Regions from separate parts of the Homo sapiens genome. Here region 1 is linked to region 2. A link is a loop called in an ENCODE intact Hi-C map of the cell type or tissue named here. Cell type or tissue: dorsolateral prefrontal cortex. All regions are shown on one strand. Each heading gives the region's core, and the rest is flanking DNA. Links, peaks and the distances in the headings are about the cores only. Region 1 has its middle 14 kb from the start of MIR4786. Region 2 has its middle 45 kb from the start of HDAC4-AS1.

Region 1 (11,125 bases), core at 1,353-9,352, 480 kb after region 2:
AAAGTAGAAATAGACAAATCCACAAATAAACTTGTAGACTTCAATACCCTTCTCTCAGCAATACAACTGCTAGACACAAAATCAGCAAAGATGCATAAAAACTGAGCACTATCAAACAAAAGTATCTAATATTCTAGACTGCTGCACTTCAAACTGCATAATATACATTCTATACCTATGAAAAATTCCCCAAATAGACCATATCCTGGTTCATAAAAAAAACTGAAACCATACAAAATATGTTCTCTGACCATAAGGAAACCAAAGAAGAAATCAATAACAAAAAGATAACAGGAGTATCTCAAAGCACTTGAAAATTAAACAACAGATTTATAAATAATACATGGGTTCAAGAAATATCCTAGAAGAAAAGTAAATAATACAGAAAAAATAGAAATAAAAACACACACATCAAAATTTGTGGGGTGCGTATTAAATGCTTACATTAGAAAAGAGGAAGAGTCCCAAATCAATAATTTAAGTGCCAAGATAATCTGAATTCCTACACAAATAAGCTAGGAAAAAGGGCACAATAAACACAGAGCAAGAAAAAAAAGAAAAAGAAAATTAAAAAGCAGAAATCAATGAAATTGAAAACAGAAAAATAAGGGAAATCAAGAAAATAAAAACTTGTTTCCATGAAAATATCAATAAAATTAATAAACCTCTAGCAAGACAGACAAAGGAAAAAGAGAGAAGACACAAATTACCAATGCTGGAAATGAAACAGGTGATATTACTACAGACCCTGCAGCCATTAAAAGGAGCAAATATTACAAACATTACTGCACACATAAATTTCACAACTTAGATGACATGGATCAATTACTTGAAAACTACAGCTCATCCAATATAAAATGCATTTAATCTTTAATTTAAAAGCTTCTTTAAAAGTCTCCATGCCCAGGTGGTATCAGTGGAGAATTCTACCAAACATTCAAAGAGTAATTAGTGCCAATTATACACAGTCTCTTCCAGAAAATAAAAGAGAAAAAAGCATATCCTTTTTCATTTTATGCGACTGGTATTACCTTAATAAAAACCTGAAAAAGGAAGCACAAAAATGAAAAATATCAATATCCTTCATGAACTTAGATACAAACATCCCCAGCAAAACACTAGCAAATTCAATCAAACATCACATTAAAAAAAGAATCATACCCCACAATCAAGTGGGTTTTATTGCAGGAATGCAAAGTAGGGTTCATTGAAAATAATATAATACACCATCAACAGGTAAACAGGTAAAGAAGAAAAACTCACATTATCATATCAATTGATGATGCAGAAAATGTACTTGACAAAAGTCAACCCACTGATTTATGATGTTAAAAAAAAACCTCTCGGCAAACAGGTAGAGAGAGGAACTTCCTCAACTCGATAAAGAACATTTACCAAAAAAAAGAAATCACAGCTAACATAACACTTAATGATAAAAGACTCGGATCCTGAATATCATTAAGAAGTTGGAGATGTCTACTATTACCACTCCTATTCAATGTAGGACCAAAAATCCTAACTAGAGTAGTAAGTCAAGAAAGGAAAACAAATGGCATAGAGATTGGAAAAAAATAAAGAAAAACTCTTCTTATTTGCAGATGACATGATGGTATACATAGAAATTATCTCCCCTCAATTATTTTAAAATTCTTAGAACTAATGCGTGTTCATCAAGGCTGCAGGATACAAGAACAACACACGTAAAAATTATTGTATTTCTGTATAATAGCAATGAGCCCATAGAAACTGAAATTAAAAATACAATGCAGTGTATTTACAATAACTCAAAAAATTACCTATGTATAAATAAACATGCCATGTGCAGGATCTGTATGTTGAAAACTACAAAATGTTAATGAGATAAGTAAAATAAGATCTAAATAGATGGAGAGAAATACCACATTCATGAATTGGAAAACTCAATTCTCCCTAAATTCATCTATAGTCTTAGTGTAGTTCTTATTAAAATCCTAGCAGAAATCTGTGCAGATGTGAATAAGCATATCTTATATTTTATATGGAAAGGAAAATAAACTAGACTAGCTTAAACAAATTTTGAAAAAGAAGAAAAATGTGGGAGGAATCACTCTACCTGATTTTAATTTTTACTCCATCATTACGGTAATCAAGACTATAGAGAAACAGAGAGAAAAGAGAACAGAATAAAGAACCTAGAAACAGATCCATACAAGTACTTCCAATTGATGTTTGACAAAGGTGCAAAAGCAATTCAATGGGGAAGGGATAGTCTTTCTACAAATAAATGGTGCTGAAGTGAGTGAACATCCATTGGCAAAAGAAATGAACTGCGACCTAAGTCTCCCTTTATGTACAAAAATTAACTCACAATGGACCACAGACTTAAATGTAAAGTGTAAAACTACTAAACTTGCAGAAAACAACAGAGAAGGTCATCTTTGAGATCTAGGGTTAGGTGAAGAATTCTTAAGACTTGACTCGTAAAGTATTATCAATTAAAAAATATACATAAAATTGGACCTCACGCAAATTTAAGTTTTTGCTCTGTGAAAAGCCCTAGTGACAGAATGAAAAGACAAGCTACAAGGTGGGAGATCACCTGGCAGAGGACAAAATCTGAAATACATAAAGAAGGTCTCAAATCTCAACAATGATCAGCTCAGTCCAGTTAGAAAATGTGCAAAAGACATGAACAGATATTTCACAAAGAGGATATACAGATTAGCACATGAAAACATGTTAACATCACCAGTCACTAGAGAAATGAAGACCACAATGAAATATCACTATACATCTTTCAGAGCAACTAAAATTAAAAATAGAGACCACACCAAAGCCTGACGAGGATGCTGAGAGATTGTCCTTCACACATCATTGGTGGGAATGTAAGGTGGTACCCCACTCTGGGAAACATTTTGGAGTCTCTGATAAAAAATTAAACATACACTTACCCTACGATCCAGCAATTACACTTCTGGGCATTTACACCAGAGGAATGAAACTTTCTGTCTACACAAAAACTTGTATATCAATGTTCATAGCGGCTTTATTCATAATTGTCAAAATCTGGAAACGATGTCAATTTCCTTCAATGGGTGAATGGTTAAACAAACTGTGGTACACTGGTAATGTGAGCTCAGCAATAAACAGAAAAAACTAGCATACAATGCTTCAGTCAACAACAGACCAAATATGCTACAGTGGTCCCATGAGACTATAATGAAGCTGAAGAAATCCTATCCCCTAGTGACACTGTAGCCAGCATATGTCATAGCTTGTCTGTGATGAGGCTGGTGTAAGCAAACCTACTGTGTGCCAGTCATATACAAGTCTAGCACATGCAATTATGTACAGTACATAATACTGATGAAAATAACTGACGATATTTCTGGATTATATTTTTAGTACACTATACTTTTTATCATAATTTTGGAGTGTACTCCTCCTACTTATAAAAAAAAATAGATACCTGTAAAACAGCCTCAGATAAGTCCTTCAGGAGGTATTCAGAAGAAGGCATCATTACCACAGGGGAGAACAATTCCATGTGTGCTACTGCTCCTGAAGACCTTCCAGTGGGACAGGAGGTGGAGGTGGAAGACAGTGACGTCATATTAGTCTGTCCTCATGCTGCTAATAAAGACGTACCCGAGACCGGGTAATTCATAAAGGAAAGAGGTTTAATGGACTCACAGTTCCACATGGCTGGGGAGGCCTCACAATCATGGTGGAGAGCGAAGGGGAAGCAAGACACGTCTTACATGGTGGCAGGCAAGAAAGTGTGTGCAGGGGAGCTTCTCTTTATAAAACCACCAGATCCCATGAGACTGATTCACTGTGACAAGAACAGCATGGGAAAGATCCACCCCCACGATTCAACGGCCTCCCACCAGGTCCCTCCCACAACACATGGGGATTATGGGAGCTACAATTCAAGATGAGACTTGGGTGGGGACACAGTTATACCCTATCAGACATGGATGATCCTGACCGTATGTAGACCTAGGCTAATGTGTGCATTTGTGCCTTAGTATTTTTTTAAAGTTTTAAAAGTTAAAAAAGTAATAGAATAAAGCTTATAGAATAAGGATATGAAGAAAGAATATAGAGCTGTAACATGTATTTTAAGGTAAATGTTATTATAAAAGAGTCAGAAAGTTAAAAAATATCAAAAAGTGTATGAAGTAAAAGACTTAGAGTAAGCTAAGGTTAGCTTACTGAAGAAAGAAAACTTTTAACGATAAATTGAGTTTAGCCTAAGTGTGCAATGTCTATAAAGTCTGCAGCAGTGCACAGTCATGTCCCAGGCCCTCACGTTCACTCCCCACCCACTGGCTGACTCACCGACCTAACGGTGCAGTCCTCAGGATGTATCCCCGTCATTACACAAAGCATGACTGTATTGCCACTCTCACAGCCTGGAGGGGGCTCAAGGGCATTAGGCTGAATTTTAAAAGTTAATCTCTAAAGGTCACATGCCGCACAATTCCATTTATACAAAATTCTCAAAATGACAAAATCACAGAGCTGCAGAACAGCTTCCTGGTTGCCAGGGTTAGGGGTGGGGCAAGGGGAGGAGCCTGGGTGGCGACTGGGGACAGCCTGAGGGAGATTCACACGATGACATCAGCGTGGCAGCCGCCACAGGTGGCAAAATTCTATAAAACCACATGGAACAACAAATGAGTGTGAGGAAAGCTGGCAAAAACTCGGCAAGGCTGGTGGGCCCATCACTGTCAGGTCCCTGGTACCCCAATACGGTGGCTGTGGGGGTGCTGGGCAAGGACACAGGGGACTTCTGCATGCTGCGTTTGCAATTTCTTGTGCATGTGTAGTCATCAAATTAAAAGTTAAAAGCAAAGACACAAAACACCAGTACCCAGGTAAAGAGCGACTGAAGTCAAGAAGGGCCCTCCCATCCCACATGGGAAAACAGCAGACCCCAGCACAGCCCCCACCACAAACGCGAGTAAGGAGCAGAAGGTCTGTACAAAGATTCCAGGACTTTAAAAAAAAAATAACAAAAGAAGAAAACAAATGTAACAGAAAAAAAAAGGCAGGTACCAATGCCACTTTGAAGGCATAATTGTTCCATAACAGAAGAAAATGTATACCTCAACTGCTTTCATGTTTTCCAAGAAATAAAGGAGCACATGAATTCCATGAATCATGACTAAAGAAAAGAAGGCAAAAGACAAGATGAAATACAGAGCTGGAAAGAGAACACAAAGAGGAAAAAGGAAAACCACTTGCGATCTGAAAATTACTTCTATTGTGATTATTATTCTGTGAAGTCAGTTCCTCATGGCAGGAAATCCCCCGAATCCACGCCAGACTCCTCGGCCCTGGCCCACCGCGAGCCGCTGCTGGGTTTAATGCAGTTCCTGTCTCCCACCCTGGAGCTGTGACAGCGACATCTCGTTTCCAACTATGCTCTCCCCACAGGTGACCTCATCCAGGGCCCTGGGGGACACTCTCACCTGTGATTCCCAAGCTGTCTCCAAGCCCTGCCTCACCTGCTCCAGAGGCACCCAGCCAACCACCGGACATCCCGCTCCAGGTCCCTCTGTGCAAGGATGTCAGACCCTTCCGCGTTCCCTGCAGCGTCCCTTCCAAACAGGTGGTATCCGTGTTCCAAGCAGCCCAGGCCCAACCTCGGAGCCTGTGTGGTTGCTCCTTCACCCCACTCCTCCCATCAGCGGATCCTCCGCGAATCCTCCCAGCCTTGACTCCGAAACGCTTTGTCTCCCATCGCCCCGCGGCCACCCGGATCCCACTCCCGAGGTCAGGAGCCCCCGACTCTTCCTCCTGCACCTACTCCTGTCTCTGTCCAGTGCTCCCCACTGGCGCCCGGTGAGCTGAAGACAAGAACCAAAGCAGGCTTGAACCCCCTCCCGTGCCTTCCCACTGCTCTTTAAAAATGAAGAGAACGCTGCATCTGGCTAACGAGATCGTAACAAGATCGCCACCCGGCGTCTCCAAAGCCGGGATGCAGCCACCCAGGCGAGACGCTGCCCTGACACTGCAGTGATGTGCGTGCTTGGCACCAACCGGTGGCCTGGCTGCTGCCCTGGAGACAGGGACAATGGCTGCATCAGCCACCCATGGGTTACGGAGGACGGTACCGGGCAGAGACGCAGACACCGATGACTGAGTTGTCGAAGGTGGTTGAGAATGGGAAGGAGGGGCCAGGGTCTCACGAGGCCATTTCTCTTGTGGTCTCAGGTCTCACTCCTGAGCCTCCATAAAAAGGAAAAAATGAGTCAAAAAGAGCTCTTGCAAGGAATGCAAAATAAGCCATGGCAGTGTTTCCTCACCTCTCAACGTTATTTAATCAGTGGTGATTTTCCTTCTTGTGGGAGGCTAGTGCACCTCACAAGCCCGGGAAGTGCGGCAGCCCTTGCTGCTCCAGCAAGCTGCCCTGCTCCTCCGCCGGCCCTGCTTCTCCACCAGCCCTGCTCCTCCACTGCTCTTGCTCCTCCACCGCCCCTGCTTCTCCACCACCCCTGCTCCTCCACTGCCCCTGCTCCTCCACTGCTCTTGCTCCTCCGCCGGCCCTGCTTCTCCACCAGCCCTGCTTCTCCACTGCTCTTGCTCCTCCACTGCCCCTGCTTCTCCACCAGCCCTGCTCCTCCACTGCCCCTGCTCCTCCACTGCTCTTGCTCCTCCGCCGGCCCTGCTCTCCCACTGCCCCTGCTCCTCAGCCAGCCCTGCTCCTCCACTGCCCCTGCTCCTCCACCAGTCCTGCTCCTCCACTGCCCCTGCTCCTCCACTGCCCCTGCTCCTCCGCTGCCCCTGCTTCTCCACCGCCCCTGCTCCTCAGCCAGTCCTGCTTCTCAACTGCCCCTGCTCCTCCACCAGTCCTGCTCCTCCACTGCCCCTGCTCCTCCGCTGCCCCTGCTTCTCCACCGCCCCTGCTCCTCAGCCAGTCCTGCTTCTCAACTGCCCCTGCTCCTCCACCAGTCCTGCTCCTCCACTGCCCCTGCTCCTCCGCTGCCCCTGCTTCTCCACCGCCCCTGCTCCTCCACCAGCCCTGCTTCTCCACTGCCCCTGCTCCTCAGCCAGCCCTGCTTCTCCACCGCCCCTAGTCCTCCGCCAGCCCTGCTTCTCCACCACCCCTGCTCCTCTGCCACCCCTGCTCCTCCATTGCCCCTGCTCTGACCTTTGCCATGACCTTCACATCCCCTGCAAATTTCCTCCTTCAGCCGTGCATGCAGATCATCTCCCAGGATGCCCTCCTCAGAGACCTTTCCTGACCCCGTCCCCATGGATCCCGTCCTGATCGCCACTTCGCCGAGAGAAATGACCAGGTCACACCAAGCAGAAAGACGGTCCTGCCTGTCTGCAGGCAGTGGCTCCAGTCCCTCTGCACCCCGCTGTCCGCAGCCTCTGCTGACCCTGCCTGCCGCCCCCAAAGAGCTCTACAGACTCACAGGTGGCACCCGGCCAATCAGTGGTGAGCACCAGGAAGGAAAGGTACACAGGGCGGGGTTGTGGGAAACAGGGAGGTGGAAGGCAAGGATGCACCGGGAGCCGGACCAGAGGGCGTGCAGAAGAGTTCCTGGCAGGGGAACAGCAGGCATGGAGGCCCCGGTGGATGGGTACAGCGAGCTCAGGAGGAGGGGCAGGGTCCAGGAGGGGTGTGGCAGGGAGGGAGGTCAGGAGGCCGCAGGGTCCTGGTGGACGGGTACAGCATGCCCAGGAGGGGGGGCAGGGTCCAGGAGGGGTGTGGCAGGGAGGGAGGTCAGGAGGCCGCAGGGTCCTGGTGGACGGGTACAGCATGCCCAGGAGGGGGGGCAGGGTCCAGGAGGGGTGTGGCAGGGAGGGAGGTCAGGGGGCAGTAGGGCCCTGTGGAGAATGGCGTTTAGCTTTTTAGGGCCGTGGGAGCCTCGGAGGGTTTTGAGCAGAGCAGTGACTTGATTTGCTAAATTGAGTGCTTCTGGTCCCATTGGCTTTTCCCTGTGAGCATCTGAACAGCAACTTTCACCCTGGCCACAGGCATGAGCTCTTTGGGGCAGACCGGCTTAATCCACATGATGTAGTCTCTCTCACTTCTGCAGAAATCAAGGTGTCTGCAGGGCTGCAGGAAAGAAGCTGTTCCGGGCCTCTCTGGAGGTGCCCAGCACCCCTGGCATGCAGGCACCTCGCTCCAGCCCCTGCCCGTCCTCACACAGCCCCCTCCCTCTCCTTCGATGACACTTGTCATTGGATGAGGATGTGCCCGAAAGCCAGGATGAGCTCATCTCAGTATCCTTAACTAACATATCTGCAAAGATCCCTTTTCCAAATGAGGTCACATTCACAAGTCCCAGGTGGACACGTTCTGGGGACACCACTCGCCTCGCCACAGCGTCTTTCCACCAAGCGGGGTCTCCTCGCCACAGCGTCTTTCCCCCAAGCAGGGTCTCCACCTGCACTGTGCCCTCCAGATCTCCAAGCGCCCAAACCAGTGCTTGGCACACAGCAGGTGCCCAGTCAGTGTTTACTCAGTGAATGAATACAAGCTCAGCAAGATGAGAAGGCTGGCCCACAGGCCATAGCGGCCCCCAAGCTGTAACGTCCTGTGAGAAGACAGCTGCCCTGGGGCTCCCCAAGAGCCTCCATCCCTCTGGACAAATCACACTCACAGTACTGGGCTCTGAAGAGCCGCCCTTCATCTGCACCTCTGCTTTTTTTTTTTTTTTTTTTTTTGAGACGGAGTCTCGCTCTGTGGCCCAGGCTGGAGTGCAGTGGTGCGATCTCGGCTCACTGCAAGCTCCGCCTCCCGGGTTCACGCCATTCTCCTGCCTCAGCCTCCCAAGTAGCTGGGACCACAGGCGCCCATCACCACGCCCAGCTATTTTTTGTATTTTTAGTAGAGACGGGGTTTCACCATATTAGCCAGGATGGTCTCAATCTCCTGACCTCGTGATCCACCCTCTTCGGCCTCCCAAAGTGCTGGGATTACAGGCGTGAGCCACCGCGCCCGGCCTGCACCTCTGCTCCTTTAATCACACATGGTTCCTTTTTCATGTTTATTGAATAGACATCTTTATATTTTGCGAAAAAATGGGAAACAAAAACCCAAATACCCTTTTGCCTCTTAGCACCAAGAATCTATTAATTCATTGCTTGGCTGAAACCCTTATTTTGACACTTGTGCTTGGCCGAAACTGTTGTACCTGTGTTTCTCTGCATTCTGCTTTTCTTCTAACCATTTAAAAAACTACTTTCCAAGCACCTGCAAAGCCTACACGGTTACCATGCGACAGCAGTAAAACATTTCTGCGCTTTTCCATGACACGGCACCCCCGCAAGCCCGCAGGCGTGTAGATTGCTTACACGTTTCTTGCTATTTTAGAAAATGAAGCTGTGAGCCCTTTTGTAAATTAGGTCTTCCTCTGGGATAAGTTTCCAAAAGTGAAACTCTCTGGTCAAAGAATTTTTTTTTTTTTTGAGACGGAGTCTCGCTCTGTCGCCCAGGCTGGAGTGCAGTGGTGGGATCTCGGCTCACTGTAAGCTCCACCTCCCGGGTTCACGCCATTCTCCTGCCTCAGCCTCCCGAGTAGCTGGGACTACAGGCATCCGCCACCATACCCGGCTAATTTTTTTTGTATTTTTAGTAGAGACGGGGTTTCACCGTGTTAGCCAGGATGGTCTCAATCTCCTGACCTCGTGATCCACCCGCCTCGGCCTCCCAAAGTGCTGTGATTACAGGTGTGAGCCACCGCGCCTGGCCTCTGATCAAAGTATTTAATGGGCTTTATTAATCCATTTATTTACAAACCATTTTTAAGAGCCTACACTATGAGCGAGACTCCACCGTACACGCTAGAAGCAGCCCTCAGTGGGGAAGGCAGGCTATGACAAGTGACGGCAGCCCGTGTAGGTTGTGGTCTGTCTCCCGTGGCAGGGCCTGGGATGGGGGCATCTCAGCACCTCCCAGCACAGGGGCAGGTCCCAGGCAGTAGCAGGTCACATCGGAGTGAGGGATAGGAGGCTAGGGAGGGACCCCCAGGAGGCAAGCAGTTTGGATGCTGGGAGCCCTTGCCCTTCTCAAGGCTAACAGCAGTTGAGGAACAGAGGAACTCTGCCCACCCAGGCCATATCCCTCCATCCCATCTGCCTCGGGTCCCTCTTACACTGCTCAGAGATGCTCCAAGCTCAGGCCTCCATCTCTACCCTTCAGGAGTTCCCTGTCTCGCTGTCTCCTGGGGACATCCCAGGCCACAATAATGATGTGTCTATACCTGAGGACAAAGGCTGCAGCCGGGCCTGGGGAGCGACCTGGAGCCAGCTGGTCCTGCCAGTCCTGCCACCACTGCTGTAGGCTGGGACAGCCAAGCCACGGAGCCTCCATGGTTTTTTTTTTGTTTTTTTGTTTTGTTTTGTTTTGACGGAATCTCGCTCTGTCACCCAGGCTGGAGTGCAGTGGCGGGATCTCTCAGAGCCTCCAACTTAATGCACAGCTACACTTGCAGGAAGTCCCTGCAGCCTCCTCCCAGGGCTACGGGGAGTGTCGTGTAAAACCCTGTGTGTGAAAATGCTTTGACAGGCATCAGGTGCTCCAAGGATCTAAGGAATGATATGTAGGGCCCTGTACGGAACGAAGTCAGTGAAACAGGGGCACGTCCCAAAATTACAGGGAAGAGAGATTAATCAAGGTAACACCATTCCATAAGCGGATTGGATCATAGATTTGAATGATCCAGTTTTGTATTTTGAATTTTTTTAGAGAGGGCGTCTCACTCTGTCACCCAGGCTGGAGTGGAGTGACACGATCACAGCTCATTGCAGCCTTGAACATCTGGGCTCAAGCAATCCTCCTGCCTTTGCCTCTAGAGTAGCTGGGACTACAGGTGCACACTGCCAGGCCCGGATAATTTATTAATTTTTGTAGAGGTGGGGTTTCTCCATGTTGCCCAGGCTGGTCTTGAGCTCTTGGCCCCAGGCGATCCTCCTGCTGGCCTCAAGCAATTCTCCTGCCTTGGCCTCCCAAAATGCTGGGATTACAGGTGTGAGCCACCATGCCTGGCCAGATTTAAGTAAACTAATAGGCACCATCTCCTGCCCTGGATCCTAGTCTCCACACTGTCCCATGAACTCTGCCTCCCACATGTGATGACACCAGCCACTTATCAGCAGAGTCACTGCCATGTTGGGAGGG
Region 2 (11,125 bases), core at 960-8,959:
CCCCAAATCTGTCATCGCCTTGCCCACCCTGGCCCAGCTTTTGTAAAAGGGCAAAGAGAAGAGCAGGTGAGAATCAATTCACAGAATCGCAGCCGTTCTGCCCCCTTCAGCTTCCAGCTCGGGCTCGCCTGGGAGCTGAGCCGCACCGGCTCTCTCTTTTGTCTGAAACAAGCAGCAGGATTGTTTTGCTCAGTGTTGTCAGAGTTGTTTTTAAACAGCCGCCCATCGTGCTGCAGGGAGGGAGGGCGAGACACATGTGGATCAACAATGAGATGGGTCTTGGCCTCGGGACGGGATGCCCGGGTCGGGGAGTGCAGCTTTGATCTGGCAGGCCGGCCTGAAGAACAAAGCCGGTCTCCTGGTCCCTCCTCGGCTGTGCCCAGCTGCACTCACTCTGAAGCTGAATCTTGGCAGTTGTGATTCTTCTGCTGGCAAAACGGAGATGGCAGGCCCCCTGGGTCTGGGCTGTTGAATGCCACGCGGGCAGGGGGCCTCTCCTTCCCCCACTGGCACGGGCTGTTGGAAACCCGTCAGTTCGGACTCTGAGCTGTGCCCCCCAACAGACAACATAATAGGACCCAAATCAGATACTCGTGAGCCAGGCAGTGACTTGGGCTCGCTTTGATTGGTGTGTGAGGCACAAATAAACAGAAAATGTCTATAAACTTCTTTTAGTTGGAATCAGAAGTGGGCTTTACTTGGATTACTCCTCCCCAGGGAGGGGCATGACAACCTATTTTTAAAGGCTCAAGTGGAAAAGTCCTTTTGCAGCTGTGAAAACACCCTCAGGGGTCAGCCCCCCCACCTCCCTGCCCCCCAAGGCTCTGTTAACCGCAATGGGGATGTGGTCTCCTTGATACGGGTTCGTGCCACGGTTCTAGGGCAGCAGGGAGGGAGGGAGGCCGGTGTTTACTGCTCTTCCTTGGGAGAGACCGAGGTGGAAACATGACGGAGAAGCGTAAAACCTGGAGAGATTTCTACGTCCTCCAGTGGGTCATTGAATGTTCTCAGGCTTCAGTGACAGCCCTTCCCTTTCATTTTTCTAAACGCGAGTGCATTCGTAGCGGCACTGAGAAGCTGAGATGTCTGATGCTGACTCCTGCTCGCAGGAAGAGATGGCTCTTTTGTTTCATACATTTGCAGCACGGCCCTCGTAAGAGCGGGCCTTTACTGGAAAACTGGACACATGTCATCTGGGGCTGTGAACACATATCCATAGTAAGTTGAAATCCAAAGGAGACCTTGGATCGTTGCATTTTGGTTCAGAACATCTGGAAGGCTCCACTGCTAAATTTTCTAAACTATAAACTGCCATGACATGGAGCCTCATCATAGCCTCAGCCAGTTCCCCAGGATTACACTCTGGGAGGGCAGAGTGTAATTTGCAGAGCATCTCCACATGCATCTTTTCTCTCAGTCCCCTGGGTGCTGGGGGAGGGATTTGTTGTGGCCGGCATGATCCTATTTTACACAGGAAGAAACAGACACCCAGAGGGTTTTTGGAAATGCCCAAGAACCCTCATTTCTGCAAGTCAAATTTCACCCCAGATACAAAGAGGCACCTCATGGTGACAGGGAAAAGCATCTAAAGAGAATTTCCTTCTTGTTCCTGGGCGTGAGTGTGAAAATGGGTTCTGCTAGCTTTTGTGCACGTCTGTGGTTATTTTAATGAATAGCTGTGTAAACATTATTCTTTTTGCAATTTTCTTCAGCAAGTTGTGACTGCAGGCTCCCTCTTCCCTGATGCCCAGAGGGAGCACAGTTCGATTTAAGGACCGGGCAAATGGATGTCATCCGTGTACTCCACCCATTCCTGCCCCAAAAGGCCAACTTTCCGTTGACCATTATTTTGGATTATCTGAGTTTTGGCGCTTCTCTGGCAAGTCACTGTGTATCTCTGAGCCTCAGGCTCCCCTCTGTGCACAGGGAGAGTGCCAGGAGGGTCCTTGCCCCCAGGGCATGGGGATTAAATGAGCTACTGCACACGCAGTGCTCACCTCAGTTCCCGGCACATTTGTGTTATGAGATGGAGTGCACAGAAACAAAGGAGTAAAGATGGAGAGGCCCAGGAGACAGAAGGCAGCACAGCTGCCTGAGTGAGGCTAAACATGAGCCCCGGCAGGCAGCGTGGGCACAGAGAGAGCACGAGACAGGACGCTCCATACCCAAATCAAGGCTCCAAAGCTTTGGGTCAGAGGCATCTTGCCCTGGAGCCAGAGGTTGCTGGCAAATGTTTATCAACCAGTTGTGTGGGGTGGGGGTGGGGGACGCTTTCATCTGTAGCATCTGCCCATGTCTCTGGTGTAAATATTCCCATTGTAGCAGATGTCAAGCTACTGATATGATGCCACTGAAAGCAGAGATGGGAAGATGCATTGTCAGCTTTTGGGAACCCAAGTGAACTCCATGACAGCACTGAAAAGGCATCTGACACCAGAGCTGGGCCCAGGGTAGAGTCCACTAAGCCTTCACAGTCCTCATCTCACATGATCCCCTCAATAGCCCACACATGAGGGGCTCCTGGGCAAGGGAACAAGCGGGCTCCAGCACACCACTGCCTAGAGTGCATCATGGTTTGAATGCTGGATGTGAACAGAGAGGGAAGTGGCTTTTCTTTCACCTGCCTCCTGGGTCACAGCAGCTCCAGGCACTGGCAGATGCAATCACGGCATCATGGCGTGGAAGGTGCTATAGAAACCATTTTGTTTCATCTCTCGGTCAAAGCAGGGATCTCTTTTCAAAGAGACACTCTTGGGAGGTGGTCCCCCAGCTCTCTGCCTTCCACAGGACCCTGGCATTGCTGGGCAGTTTGATTCCTTGGAGAAGTGTCTCTGTATTGAGCTGAAGTCAGTCTCTTGTCGCTTCCACCTTCCACCACGGCTTGGTCATCGGCGGTTCCTCCTGCATCTCCTGTGTGAACACCAGCCTGTGTCTGACCCCAGCTCTCATGGGCCCAGGTTTTCTCTCTTCCCGCTCAACTTGGCCAGTCCTAGTCAAGAGCCATGGCCCCCAGTTCTTTCCTGTTGGAGCTTCAGAAGTCTCTTCAGAGCATCATCCTAAGTCAATAAGTGTCCTCAGGACTGAGAAGAAGGTGTCTTTGGGGCACTGTTAATTAACATTTCAAAATCACATTCCCAAATCTAAATGAATTCCTCTACATACACAGATAAACAACCAGGACAACTTTTACAACCCTACAAAAGTGTACTAAAAGAGTATGATTTTTTGTATTAAAAGAGAGCTCTAAGAATTTTCCATAATACAGACCAGCGGCTGCCTCCATCCTGCCCACTCACCCCTTAGCCCTTTGCCTGCTGCCATTTCACCCTTTTGGCGGCCTTGGGACCCTGCCCCTGATGTCCTCTGCCTGACTTTCTGGGCTCCGCTGTTCCAGCTTTTCATTCCCCTTTGCCCTAATTGCAGCCTTTGGCCTAGTATCACCTGCCCAGAGCTCCTTGTTGTCAGGTTCAGCTGCCTTCTTGGTCTGGAGGCCTCTTACTTGCAATTGTTCAAGGCTGTGCCCGAAAGGGAGCTCTTTCAGAAGCTGTCCTTGTTTGCTCCAACCTCCGGCAGCTCTGAGAGCCCTTCTGCACTCACAGGCTACACCACTCTGCTGACTTTCAGGCTACACCACTCCGCTGACTTTCAGGCTACAAGCTGTCCTTGCCGCTTCTCGAGTCGGGACACCCAGAGCTGGCTGAAGATGGGGGGGCAGCACCCTTCCTCTCTGTGTTGCCAAGGCCTTGGCATCTGCTCATCAGGCCTTGGAGTGTGACATGGGGCTGGGGCTTCGTGTTTTCACTCTGACAAGCACAGCCTCTGTGCTCCTAGAGCTGGAAGGACTCCATTGCCCACAGTCGAGTGCTGGCTACACGTGTGTGTCTCTCCTTCCCGACTTCTGCCTGATCTGTCAGCCCTTCCAGGAAGGCCATGGCAGTGTCATGACTCACAGGGGCAGGAAATACTTGTTCACACACCCATCACTCATCCTCTGTGGATGCCTGACCTGCTCTTCTTCCATCCTTGGAAGTCAAGGACGTGAGTTTTGGAGTCAGATGGGTTGGGTCCTAACCTGGCTCCTCCACCTACCATTTGCGTGTTTAGACCTTGTCAGCTATGAAAAAGAACACATTGAGAGAAATGTAGAGTCATGGATTAGGTGGAATGAACCACCCAGGTCAAGAAACAGAACAAAGCCAAGCCCCAGAGGCAGACTGCGATGACTCCCTAAGCGGATAAAACACAAGGGAGGGTGAGGGAATTGGAGATCTGCCACGCTTTGACAGCGAAGCTGGGTTCCAGCCAGGCCAGTCCACGGGGCGCTGCTTCATTCTGTCAAATGGGCACTGACCATCCATCACATGGAGCTGGTGGCAATCACTACCCACTTCATCCTTGGGTGAATCACTTAAAGCAAAAGAAATACAGAACCCCGGAATCTTCCATAGTACTATACCAGGTGGACCCCTTTGGCTAAAGTAGCAGACAGATACATTTTAGATTCTACTCTCTAGATCACAAGCCTCCTAGTTTCTTGTTTCGGGAGCCCTCGATTTCCATGCCTTTGAAGGATGCTGGCGTTTCATAACAGTCAGACTTCTCGCTTTGTGAAATCCCGTCCTAATCTCCAGGTCAATAAAGTGACTCATCTTTGGGCTTAACGATCCTTTTGTTTAGGGAGAAAATAGTTTCTACTGAGTGATAATCTATTTATAAAACGTTGCATCTGATTAGCCACTATTTTATCTTCCAACAATGCTTAGGCTTTCGTGTTTTAAGGAGGAAAATTTAGTGGGGGTGTGGAAGGGGAAGGATACATTTTTCTTGGCCAACCTCAAAGGTGTCTGCTGGGATTGGTTCATTTTCCGGAATGCCTAATGCTTGGGATTGTGAAACATGCCCTGCCTCCCAGCAAGCAGGTACCTCACTTGGCCTATTGTGTACGACAAACATCTTCTGCCCTCTTGCCAACCCGAGCATGTCGCAATGAGCTGGGCTGCTGTTGATCCCTTCCAGCCGAAAGCATTCTGCACCAGAGAAGCTTGGTATTTGCATAGCAATTAGTTTGTATTCCTACAAAAATTTTCATGGATTCAAATTCTTCATAGAAAGAATGAACCAGAGAGTAAACTGAACCACAGATTAAAGGGCTCATGTCAGGCAATTCTTTGAACAGTTTTTTTTATGGTTTTGAACCATCATTATTTGTAATATTCTCTGAAAAGCCAGCAAATAATTGTTTTCCCCCTACTGATTTTGTTCTTCTCCTCTTAGCAAATATTGATTCTTTCCCCCCCTTCAAACTTGGTGCTGAATGGAACTGAAATTAACAGGGCTGCTTTTGTTTAATACAATGAACAAAAACTTGTGTTTGGAAGGTTCTAGTCCTGCCAAAACATCTGTGCAAGGCCCAGATGGCAGCGGGCTCTGGAAATAGGGCCTGGGAGTTACATGCTTCTGCCGAGTCAGCAGAGGGAGTGAATACGCTGAATTTTTATAGGTCCTACAAAAATAGTAACTTTTGAAAACTTCTTGGCAACAGAGACTTTTTTTTTTTTTTTGGAATGTGCTAAGATTGTGGGGCTTCCCCATTAGATAACTAAGTAGAGAAAAGCCCAATTTATCATCAGAAAGTCTGTTTGTAAGTACAACTATAACTTTTGTCAGCTTCATTCTCAGCAGGTCCCAAACTGCCAAAACTTTCAGCTTCTTTGGTAGGGTTGATGCCTGGAACATGTTTGCAAAATGGAAAAAGGCCCCAACAGTTTTTCCTTCAACAAGCAAAGCCTGATGTGCCTGCTGCGTGCCAGGTACACTGACCAGCAGGGCAAAGTTGGAGGACTCAGGAGGAAGGATGAGTAAAGGAGAGCGTCAACTCATGATCTCCCCTGCAATTCATGGTTAGAGACTGTTTCAGGCCCTGGAACTAATTTTGTGATTAGTTTGGAGAAGGCGAAGTGTCTTGTCCTGGCTGTGGGGAGACAGTCCTCCCCTTTGCCTTCTCAGAAGGCAGGTATCTCCCAATTCATCATGGCAGAGATTTTGAACTCCAAATCAATGGGATCTTACTGTTGGCATACTTTTGTACTTTGCTTCTTTTGTCCAAAATTATATTTGTGAGTTTTATTCAAGTACAGCTGTTACTGGTTCATTTTTATTGCTATACAGTCTTCTAGTGTGTAGAATTCAGTACGATTTGTTTGTCTCTTCTGTTTTCTGTGGGGATAAGGTTGAAAATTTTATGTGTTTATTGGCCATTTGGATTTTCTTCTTGTTTGAAGTACTTGTTGTAGTTTTTTTGGTCTGTTTTCTATTTGGTTGTTTGTTGTTTAACATTCGAATTTGCAGGAGTTATTTACATAATTTGAAAGACAGTCACAGTGGGCTGCATGTGTTACAGATATCTTCTCCTAGATCGTGTCTCCCCACTGGTCATGAGGGATGTTTTTGTGACTTTGGATAACTAATTTTAATGTAGCTAAATGTATCAATCTTTTTCTCTATGGGTAATATCTGTTTGTGTCTGGTTGAAGAATTTTTTTCCATCCAGAGTTTGGGAAGATATTCTCATATTAATATAGTCTAAACAATTTATTTTTTGTCTTTCCAGTTTAGTCCTGTTTATGGTGACCAGTCTATTTTTGCTTGGGACTTGACTAGTTTTAACACTAAAAGTTCTGGGGATTCCTCAGTCCTGAGCAGGCTGAGACAGATGGTAACTTTACCTATAATCTAACTGGAATTGATATTTTGGATATGGTGTGAGGTAGGGTGTAATTTCATATTTTTCTTGAATGGATAGTCAATAGGTCTAGCGTGAATTCTTAAAAATCCCACCCTTTACCTGCCTTAGCATATGATAAAGGTGGCATTTCAGCTATCTGTTTTGGGATCACTATTTGGTCTTATGTGACTATTTGTCTATCCCTTTTGTATTAACAGAGGTCTTAATACCTAGGAAGGTTAGACCTCCAAGTTATTTTTATTTAAAAATGTCTTGACTCTTCTTGGACTTTTGTATTTTATATAATGCTTAAAGTCAGTGTATCAGTTTCTACAAGGGATTTTGATAGGGATTATGTTGAATCCATAAATTGTTTTAGAAAGAATTGATATGCTTCTAATAGAGAATGCTCCCATCCATGGACATGGTCTCTCTCCATTTATTCAGGGCTTCTTCATAAATTTTATTTCTTTTTCCATAGAGGTTGTGTACATCTTTAGTTAGATTTATTATTGGCATTTTATGGTTTTGGATGCTTTTGTAGATGATATTTTAAAATGTATAATTTTATAACTGTTTATTATATTTCTGTATATTGATTTAGTACCTACCCATTTTACTAAACTCTTATTAAATGTTATCTATGAATATTGGCAGTTTTGTTTTCCCTTTCTAATTCTTATATCTCTTAGTTTTTTCTCTGGTCTCACTGTGCTGGCTGGGGCTTCCAATCCAATTTGAAAGCAAGTGTGAAAGTGTATGTCCTTATCTTGTTCTTTATCTTGAGTGTATAAATATTTCAATATCTTGCCAATAAGGGTGCTGTTTGCTGTGAAAATTTTGAAATACTCTTTATCAGGTTAAGGGAATTCTGCTGTATTTTTAGTTTTTAAATAATAAAAATGTTGAATTTTATCAAACACTTTCCCTCACATTTATTGAGATAACAAATGTTTGCTTTTCTTTTATTTGTTGATATGATAATTCATTACCAACCTTGCATTCCTGGTATAATTCAACTTGATCATGATGTGTTCTCGTTTGTATATATTGCTATCTTTCCCCTGATAATTGTTTTGTTGTCATTTTTAAAAAATGTATGTTGCGGGTAAATGAGATTAGCATGTATGTTTTCATTCTCATGATATCATTTTTGGATTGTGCTAGTCAGAATATAATAGCCTCATAAAATGAGTTAGAAAGTGTTTCTTCTTTTTCTGTTTTTTGTTTTGTTTTGTTTTGTTGGTTCAGTGGGGCAGGGGAAGAGATTTTGTAATTCTTTCTTTCCTGAGTATCTGAATTTTCCAGTGAAGCCATCTATACCTGGAAGTTTGTTTGAGGAAAAAAAATGTCACTAATGATTGCATTTATTTAATGATTATAGGCTGTTTCTTCTTAAGTTTTGAAAAGTTTTTAGGAATTTCCTATTTTATACACATTTTTAGATTCATTTTCACAAATTATTGGATATTTTAAAAAAATTCTCTTATTACATTTCTCATATATGTAGGATCTGTAGCAATGTCCCCTTTCTCATTTTTGATTATGTGTATGCCTTTTCTGTTTATTCTTGATGAGTCTTGCTAGGGTATTGACACTAATATTAGTTTTTTTCAAATAACCAATGTGTTTATATGCTTTAGTGAATGTTTATTTTTTACTTTATTAATTTGTGGTCCTATTAATATTATTTTTCCTTAATATTTTTGTGATTTTTTTTTTTTTTTTTATTGATCATTCTTGGGTGTTTCTCACAGAGGGGGATTTGGCAGGGTCATAGGACAATAGTGGAGGGAGGGTCAGCAGATAAACAAGTGAACAAAGGTCTCTGGTTTTCCCATGCAGAGGACCCTGCGGCCTTCCGCAGTGTTTGTGTCCCTGGGTACTTGAGATTAGGGAGTGGTGATGACTCTTAACGAGCATGCTGCCTTCAAGCATCTGTTTAACAAAGCACATCTTGCACCACCCTTAATCCATTTAACCCTGAGTGGACACAGCACATGTTTCAGAGAGCACAGGTTTGGGGGTAGGGTCACCGATCAACAGGATCACAAGGCAGAAGAATTTTTCTTAGGACAGAACAAAATGAAAAGTCTCCCATGTCTACCTCTTTCTACACAGACATGGCAACCATCCGATTTCTCAATCCTTTCCCCCCTTTCTATTCCACAAAACCGCCATTGTCATCATGGCCCGTTCTCAATGAGCTGTTGGGTACACCTCCCAGACGGGGTGGTGGCTGGGCAGAGGGGCTCCTCACTTCCCAGTAGGGGTGGCCGGGCAGAGGCGCCCCTCACCTCCCGGACGGGGCGGTTGGCCTGGCGGGGGCTGACCCCCACCTCCCTCCCGGACGGGGCGGCTGGCCGGGCAGAGACGCTCCTCACTTCCCAGACGGGGTGGCTGCCAGGCGGAGGGTCTCCTCACTTCTCAGACGGGGCGGCTGGGCAGAGACGCTCCTCACCTCCCAGACGGGGTCGCCGCCGGGCAGAGACGCTCCTCACCTCCCAGACGGGGTGGCGGGGCAGAGGCGCTCCCCACATCTTAGACGATGGGCGGCCGGGCAGAGACGCTCCTCACTTCCTAGATGGGACGGCGGCTGGGAAGAGGCACTCCTCACTTCCTAGATGGGATGGCGGCCGGGCAGAGACGCTCCTCACTTTCCAGACTGGGCAGCCAGGCAGAGGGGCTCCTCACATCCCAGACGATGGGCGGCCAGGCAGAGACGCTCCTCACTTCCCAGACGGGGTGGCGGACCGGCAGAGGCTGCAGTCTCCGCACTTTGGGAGGCCAAGGCAGGCGGCTGGGAGGTGGAGGTTGTAGCGAGCCGAGATCACGCCACTGCACTCCAGCCTGGGCGCCATTGAGCACTGAGTGAACCAGACTCCGTCTGCAATCCCGGCACCTCGGGAGGCCGAGGCTGGCGGATCACTCGCGGTTAGGAGCTGGAGACCAGCCCGGCCAACACAGCGAAACCCCGTCTCCACCAAAAAAATACGAAAACCAGTCAGGCGTGGTGGCGCGCGCCTGCAATGGCAGGCACTCGGCAGGCTGAGGCAGGAGAATCAGGCAGGGAGGCTGCAGTGAGCCGAGATGGCAGCAGTACAGTCCAGCTTCGGCTTGGCATCAGAGGGAGACCGTGGAAAGAGAGGGAGAGGGAGACCGTGGGGAGAGGGAGAGGGACAGGGAGAGGGAGAGGGAGAGGGAGAGGGCGTGATTTTTTTTTTTTTTGAGATGGAGTATCACTCTGTTGCCCAGGCTGGAGTACAGTGGCGCAATCTCAGCTCACTGCAACCTCTGCCTTCCAGGTTCAAGCGATTCTCCTGCCTCAGCCTCCTGAGTAGCTGAGATTACAGGTGTGTGTGCCACGTGCCTGGCTATTTTTGTAGTTTTATTAAAGACAGGATTTCACCATGTTGGCCAGGCTGGTCTTGAACTCCTGACCTCAGGTGATCCATCTGCTTCGGCTTCCCAAAGTGCTGGGTGATTTATTTTAGAACTATATATTTTTTCCAAATGTCCTGAGATGGATTGTTAGCTCATTAATTTTCCCTTTTTTCTAAGATAGACATAAAAGGCTATGTTTTCCTATAAATGCAGCATTACATGCATCTCACAAGTTTTGATACATAGTATTTGTTATTGTTCAGTACAAATATTTTCTGATTTTTCTTGTGATGCTTCAAACACATGGGTTATTCTGAACCATATTAATTTCCAAACATGGAGATTTCTAGTTATTTGTTGTTATTAGCTTGTAGCTTAATCTTATTGTGAGAGAACTTGCTTCTGTAGTTCAGCACATTTTTTTTTGGCATAACATATACTCAACTGTTTAGTATATTTTCTATGTATGTATAAGGAGACACACACACATAGAGAGAGAGAGAGAGAGAGAGAGTGTGTATTCTGCAGTTGATGGGTAACAGTGTTCCATAAGTTTGTTAATTGTGTTGTATAAATCTATATCCTTACTTAGCATTGACCAGCTTTATATGTGTATTACAAAAAGAAGTGTGTTGAAATCTCCTATTACGAGTATGTATTTATCAACTTCTGAGGTTCTATCGAAATTTCCTTTGTATGTTTCAGTGCTGTTATGAGGTGCATACAAATGTATTGTCACACATTTTATTTCCATCTTTTTGAACCCCTCCATACATTGTTGCAACCATTTAGTCAGTTTGTTTATATTCACCCACATATTTATATTCTTTACTCTTTTTTGTGAATTAGTTCTTTGAGATTACTTTCTTTTCCCTTTAAATTTTCCCTTAGTAAAGTTCAGTTAGTGGCAAATTCTTTGTTGTGTTGTTTGTTAGTTGTTTCATCTGAAAATGTCTTTATTTCTGTCTCATTCTTGAAAGATGTTTTCCAATTCTAGAATTATAGATTAATATTTCT

The links. A loop is a pair of places that touch in the nucleus more often than their neighbours do. Peaks named below come from ENCODE experiments on the same cell type or tissue, not always from the same donor. Only the 100,000 strongest peaks of a DNase experiment are listed, where the experiment ranks them.
Region 1: a loop joins it to region 2, with 6 times the contacts of the local background. A loop is called at or near these places in 2 of 110 quality-filtered maps.

The regions. Positions count from the first base shown.
Region 1 is chr2:239,923,184-239,934,308 of GRCh38, forward strand. It overlaps a transcript of NDUFA10 not described here. Among named protein-coding and RNA genes, the nearest start is that of MIR4786, 14 kb to the right of the region's middle. RefSeq lists a silencer at 5,721-5,942. In dorsolateral prefrontal cortex, for the core only: a CTCF peak has its summit at 5,978; DNase peaks (open chromatin) are centred at 4,618, 5,468 and 5,978; H3K4me3 peaks cover 2,215 bases; H3K27ac peaks cover 2,354 bases.
Region 2 is chr2:239,440,505-239,451,629 of GRCh38, forward strand. No RefSeq gene overlaps it. Among named protein-coding and RNA genes, the nearest start is that of HDAC4-AS1, 45 kb to the left of the region's middle. In dorsolateral prefrontal cortex, for the core only: a CTCF peak has its summit at 5,456; DNase peaks (open chromatin) are centred at 3,774, 4,297, 4,975 and 5,437; H3K4me3 peaks cover 1,664 bases; H3K27ac peaks cover 6,309 bases.